2 separate regions of the Homo sapiens genome follow, and region 2 is linked to region 1. A link is a contact called in ENCODE Hi-C or POLR2A ChIA-PET data. All regions are on one chromosome and are shown on one strand. The core of a region is the stretch at or near the end of the contact, and the rest is flanking DNA. Distances in the headings are between cores, read along the strand shown.

Region 1 (3,256 bases), core at 506-3,005:
TGTAAGTTACACAATCCTATAAAACAGGAGAAAAATTAAGCAAAAAATTTACTCTTGGGAAAATTTCTCCGTAAAGTTTACATGACGTCACTGGGCCCCCTGAACATTCCCTAAACTTTGAGACTTATCCAGACACACTTCCTAATACTTCTTTCCTTTCCTCAAAAATAAAAAAGAGAGAGACTTGGGAATAAAATTGCCCAAGATGGCGAAACGCTTGTTGTTTAGAGGGCAGGAAAAAAAATGGAGGATATTGTAATATACACAAAGGGATAAATTTCAACAACTCGGCCAAGGACTGCAGCTGCTTCCCTCTTTATAAGGAAGCAACAGACAAAAGATAAATACAGAGGGAGAAAGAAAAGAAGAGAAAATCTCCCAAACAACAGAGCCAGCTCTGACTCTTCAAACACTTCCTTCCCCTTCTCAAATCCCAATTCTGGGGTTCGTGAAACTACTTAAAGGGGAGGGAGCCGCGAAAGAGAACGGGGGCTGGGGGGAGGGGTAGCGACAAGAAGATTAAAAGAGGGAAGCAGAGGAGTTGGGAGCTGGCGGTCGTTCCCGGGGAAGAACTGCTAAAACATGAGACCAAGGCACAGACCTTACTGTATGAGAAGCAATGCTCCTCAAACCTTCTGCGTGCTGACATAGACCTTCCCAGGTATCCAGATCTTTTCCCAATCCCACCTGCCCCACCCCCACCCCCGCTCATCTTCAGTAAACTCAGAGCCTCCAGCTACACACGGGAGAGCTAGAGGCCCAAGCCGGGGAGTGGGGGTGGCAGACGCAGCTCGTCAGTCCGACAGGGAAGAGGGGGCGGAGGCAAAAAAGGGCAGCAGGAGGCGGACGGGGGTGGGGGGTGATCCAGAAACTACCCCGGCAGGGAGTGGGGGAGCAGCGGATATTCCGGGGTAGGAACGGCCATCGCAACGCTGACAGAGGTTGTTTTTTAAGAAGCAAAACTGTTGGCGGCGACCTGAGCGCTGGAAGCCGAAGGGGAAGAGGAAGGAGACGCGAAGCCAGGGCGGCCGGCACAAAGGCGGCGGACTCGCGGCGGCAGCGCCTGCCCGGCCGGGAGCACAACCCACGGCCCTACTCCAGCGAAGTCCCGCACCGGCTTCTAGGAATAAAGTTTACGTTCTCCTGAGGCCGCACCCCCCACCTCCCACCCAGGACGGCACATCTCCGTGTCCTCCTCCCCCAAACTCCACTCGGGACCCCGAGAACCACCCCAGCCTTCCGGCCACCACAACAAAGAGCCGCACCGACCGGCGAGGATAAACAGCGGCGGAGGGCGAGAGGGCGGCGGGGCGAGCGCCTCCACGCAGCAACTCCGGAGTCCCCCGCTTGCCCGAGCGCAGTTTCTCCGCTGCTGTTTCCACCGGCTTTGTAACACTGGGAATTTACATCCTCACCCGCACCCCTCACGCCCGAGGATTTTAAACTCACCTTTACTCTCGAACTGAGAGTTGCGGTAGATGGGATTTTTGCCTTTTCCCCAGATGGTTGAAGGTTAAGATTTTTGGAAACCCCACCACCTCCTTATTTCTATTATTATTTCTGCAAGAAAAGTATAAAGAGAGTTGTAGTGGAGGTGAGATTTGTGATCGGGAAAGCCTTCGACTCCCTCCTTCTCCGTCTTCCGCCTCTCTCTCTCTGATTAGTTCCTATCCAGCAGCAGATTGAAGCAGGAGATGATTCTTCTCAAGGTTTGTTCAGCAGCTTCACTTCTAGGCGAAGGCTTCATGAACCAAGTGACGTCAACCAACAAGGCTTCTCTCTCTCTCCTCTCTCTAACAATGAAAGTTGCTGTTAACAAGGGAAAAAAAGAGAGAGAATTGTTTATACCATTTCAGTTCCAATAATAAATGACCTATCAGCTCCTAAAGGAGCCAAGGGAGGGGGTTGCTTCTTCTTTCCAAGAATACTGTAGCTTTGAGTTTGCACCGTTCCTTGTCCCAGGAAAAAGTTAAGAAACTTAAAATGTTTTGTTTTGCTTTTAAAGAAGACAGGACAGAAAACGGGATTTAAAACTTAGTTTTTAAAAAAACAAAAGCTACAGAGTAGGGAGCATAGGTCAACCATCTCCACCTAAATTTTTTTTGTTCCTAAACTCAGAATTCTACAACCCAACTAAATTAATATGCCAAGATTTTGCGGATGTTAAAACTCAAAAAAAGCAGTATGCAAGACGGTCCCGGGGTAAAATTCTACTGCCTTTCCACGGACAAGTTAAACTGGCTGTAATGTTTATGCACTAAGTTAAAATAAAATTTAAATAAAAGACGTTAAAATAGTCGTTTTAAAGTTATATGCACACACTGTAAAAGGTAATCTCGATAGCTTTTTTTCAAGTTTCTGAGAGATTAGAAAAAAAGCATAGCAAATTGTAGGCACTGAACACTTTTTAAAAATCAAGTTATGAGTAAGACTGGTAGCCCTTTGCTCCTTTAAACTACAAATGCAGTCATATGCTATGGTCTACCCCCAGAATCTCTTCCAACTTTGTTTTTACCCTTCCACTCCCCCAACCCCAATTCCCAAATCCTGCAACCAATCAAGTTAAACTAAAGATACAATAGGCCCCATTCCCTCCCGCACCCCATCCTATAGATTCCTAAAAACAATTTTTTTAAAAGCCTTAATCTTGATAACACTTTATTAGCCAAGAAGATACGTATTTTTTTTTTTAGAAGTTCGTTGAGGTACCGTTTTTTCCCTCCAGAACACAAGAAAGTCTCAAAGTTCATATAATTAAAAATTGCATAATTTAATTTTCAGGATGAAGAGTAAGTAAAAATTAAGCTATCGGAGAATAATTTGATCATCTATGTATATTTTATACATATGTGGATAAATGTATCTTAAAAGATGCTATTGTTTTATGTTTCCTCTTCAGCCACTGGCTGTGATTTTAATTGTGCTGGAGGATCTTCATTAGTATTAACACATGGGGAGATTTCACAAAGCTGCTTCATTAGGAAAAAAAAAAAGCTTGGCAGACTCGGTCTTTTTGCATGCACTGAGAATGTCAGCCTTACCTCGGTCATTTGTAACATAATAAGTGCAAGTACAATGATTGCAATGCAGGAGCACTGGGGGAAGGGCAGAAATACTGCCTGTCTAATAGGGATATCTGAAAAGAAGGCTGCTCATTACAGAGTAAAATGTATGCTAAAAATTAGTGAAGATGATGTCTCAGGAGACTGATGCTAAATAAATTAATGTGCTGATATGTTTTTAATTATTATTTTTG
Region 2 (3,256 bases), core at 459-2,958, 4.1 Mb after region 1:
TAATTTTTATTTTCATGTAAAAGACACCTCTTCACTTACCCGCCCCCCCCAAAAAAAAACCACACTCAGAAGAACTGATTACTCCACAAAGTGCAAACATCAAGAGCAGATAGTCAAACTGCATTAATAGATTGAGAAAAATAAAATTTTCATCCAGTCCTGTTCCTGTGTGTGTACATATATATAGATACACTTTCATTAGTTAGTAATCTTTCCCAACACTCCTGCCCTCTCCCCTTTGCCCAGCCTCCCTCCTTCAAAAAAAAAAAAAAAAAAAACCCACACTGAGTTTAACTAATTTACATACTATTTGACTTCAGCAGTTATATATATATAGTGCATTACTAGTAACGTGCAACTTCTGGATGACAGCTAAAACCGATAAAAGTGGATTCAAGTAATATATTAATCAAAACTGCAATATACAAACAAGTGATAGCAAAAGAAAAAAAAGCATGGTGACATTAAACATATATTTTTTAAAAAAAGGAATTCTATATCATGAGCAACTGCTTGCCAGGCAGTCTTCAATGGTTTTATCATGCTATTTCATTTGTCTTTCCTATTTAGATGCAAAGGAAGTAAATTCCAAAACTGACATACCATAAACACTGGTGCTACTGATCATTTCTTGCTGGCAGCACAAAAAGCTGAATTGGATTTCTCACAAGCAGGAATTCCAAAGGTTGCTTTTCATTAAAGCCACTTTTCCTCTCAGCTATCAAATGTCACTGCCTTGAAACGTGGGCCCTTTCGTCAGGTATTCATTTAACCTACATGCATATAATTAAGGGGGAAAGCAACATCAACAAAAAGGGGATCTCAGATCACAGGAGAAGAAAGAAAGGAAAAAAAGCACATGACCAGGAATGCAAGTCCATGTCAATTTCACTCACTCCCATTGAAACTAACAAGAGCTCCGGGGAGGACGGTAATAGGATCAGTGGATTGTATATACCATTAAATTATACATCTTTCTCTCCCGTTCCTTGCCAACAATACGCCCACCACGCTGTACCCCCTCCTAGATGATGTGCTTACATTTTTCTGCAACCGATCTTCTGACATTTTCTCGTTCCCCCAGCCACGAGATTGTAATTTAACCTCAACTTTTTGTGTGTGTGCAAGATTCTTATTTACACTTCTTATTTACTTAGAAGTTAGTTCCCGAAGAAAGTCTAGCCCCACCCTATGGCTCCGCTTTCTTATTTTTTTATTTTTGAAGTAAAAAGATAGTAATAAGTAAGCCCAATATAGCGAAAAGCGAGATTCTTGCAATCGCGAACTCTTAATCCCATACTATTGTTACAATGATTAAGCAGCAAAAATATGCATTATAATGTTTCAGGGCTACTTTGAACAGAGAAATTAGACAGCAGGTTGGCGTACAGAATAGAAACGAGTGGAAATTGAATTTAATGTTTACGGCACAACTGAAGATCTCTTTTAATTACAGGTCTTGGATGTATTTATATTCTTTAAAAATAAAACAAAAACAAATTTAAACAGATGGTAGAAAACTACGAAGCTCCTCTTACCTGAACGCGCGGAGAGAGAACCCGATAGGTTAGCGTAGCATCGATCCGATGTGTTTGCTGATGAATGGAAGCTAGGGTTAAGTGAAGGTGCCTATGATTTGAAATCATTCCAAGTTTTTGAAGGGAAGACGGACTGCAGCCTCTGCCATGTTGGAATTTCAAACCCAAAACAGCTGCTTGGAAGGAGCCAGCATGCCAGAGGCTGGGCGCAGGCGCAGAGCGCCGCAGAGCCAAATTCAAATCACTTTCACACTAAGAGCCAAAGATCAGTTTTCAAAGGAGAGAGGGAGAAAGAGACGGAGGCTGCCGTGAGGGAGAGAAGACGGGAGGCAGTGGCGAGAGGCGGGCAGTGGAGAGAGACGGGCAGCGGGAGGACCAGGAGGGAGAGGGAGAGGCGCACGGAGCCCGCGGAGCTGGAGGGGGAGAAAGGGAGGCGGGAGGCGAGCCGGCGAGCGAGCTAGAGACGCGCCAGAGATTCATGGGCAGGGAGGGCTCAATGGCCGCGCCGCGCCGGCCGGCCGGCCGCTCGGGTCATGTTACACGGCCGGGGCCGCGGCGGCCGCCCAGCCTCGCCGATGCGCTCACGCGGCCCGGAGGGGGCCCCGAGGTCATGATTACGCGCGCGGGGACTCGCAGCTCTCCCTGCACGCACTCTCTGGCGGCCCAGCCTGGGGAAAGGGGAGCAGCGCCGTAGGGGGAAGGGGGCTTTCTTTCCCACGCGTGACCAGCCGGCCCCTGCGCTCCCCGGCCTGCGTTGGAGGGCCCGGGACAGAGCCGCGCTGCTCCCCGGCCCGCGGGCTCTTCCCTGCCGGTTCCCGGCCCTCTCGACAGCTGCGGCCCGTCCGCCCTTCCCCACCCCCTCTGCGCACGGGACGGGATCTGGTCTCGAGAGCCTGGACCTCACCGGCACCCTCCCCGGGGCCCCCAGCACCAGCCAGAAAACGACTTGATCTGCTTAGAAGAGGCAACTTCGGGGAGAAAATTCGCGTTCGCCCAGTTCCCCTCCCCCGCCTCCCTGTGAATAAATAAAATCCTAAGTGTCTAGGTGTGCGGTCCCCTCTCGCGCTCCCTGGCTCCCCTCCCTACCTCCCCCAGGCGGCTCGGGCTGGAGAAAGCAGCGCCCGGGGGGCCCTGGTGTCGGCGGCTGGTGCGCAGGCATAGACGTTAGGCTTCTGCCTTCCCAACCCCCCTCTATGGAGTAATCTGGGGACCCAGGAGTGGGAAGAGAGTAGGGGCTTTGTGGTGCTGGGAGCCGAGGAAGAATGAAATGTGCAGTTGAGTGTGTTGCTCGCATCCCAGGGAGCAATGCAGTGCTGATTGTCTGTTGCTGAGATAGCCTTTTGTTCGGAACATAAGGTTTAAGAAACACACACACGTTTTCTGGGGTCTCTTGTTAGATGTAAATGTGCGGCATCCAGACGCTTACTATGCAGTGTAAGCTCAGTTGGTTTACTAATCACCCCGCCCCACCCGCAAACAATCAGGATCATTTGAATGGGAACCTCATTCAGACTTCTAGGCTGAGAGTATTGCCTTCAACCTATTTCATTCTAGACTAGCCAACCATCCAACTGAGATAATAAAGCAAACAATAACATTTGATCATGATGTCTACGAGATAATGTGCCCGGCAAAGTTCTTTAGGAATTGTAATGAGAAAGAGAGTGAATTGGGTCATAATTTCTCTTCGTTTTCATTAAATATGACTTTAATAGATA

What was found. A loop is a pair of places that touch in the nucleus more often than their neighbours do. ChIA-PET counts read pairs that join two places held with the same protein, here RNA polymerase II (POLR2A). Pooled maps may share reads with other maps.
Region 2: a loop to region 1 is called in a pooled map of gastrocnemius medialis, with 11 times the contacts of the local background. The contact joins the promoter of FIGN here to the promoter of BAZ2B in region 1. A Hi-C loop is called at or near these places in 1 of 168 maps with a recorded cell type or tissue (gastrocnemius medialis) and 3 of 50 pooled maps. POLR2A ChIA-PET finds 5 or more read pairs at or near these places in 1 of 52 experiments (Caco-2).

What each region holds. Positions count from the first base shown.
Region 1 is chr2:159,614,793-159,618,048 of GRCh38, forward strand. BAZ2B (bromodomain adjacent to zinc finger domain 2B) reads right to left here and starts at 1,756. Exons shown (of 37, transcript NM_013450.4): 1 at 1,450-1,756. It overlaps BAZ2B-AS1 (BAZ2B antisense RNA 1), which reads left to right and starts at 502. Exons shown (of 2, transcript NR_110588.1): 1 at 502-661; 2 at 958-3,250. RefSeq lists enhancers at 1-235, 1,292-1,818, 1,446-1,525, 1,776-1,845.
Region 2 is chr2:163,734,300-163,737,555 of GRCh38, forward strand. FIGN (fidgetin, microtubule severing factor) reads right to left here and starts at 1,709. Exons shown (of 3, transcript NM_018086.4): 1 at 1,539-1,709; 2 at 604-773. The coding sequence starts at 628. RefSeq lists enhancers at 2,316-2,832, 2,833-3,256.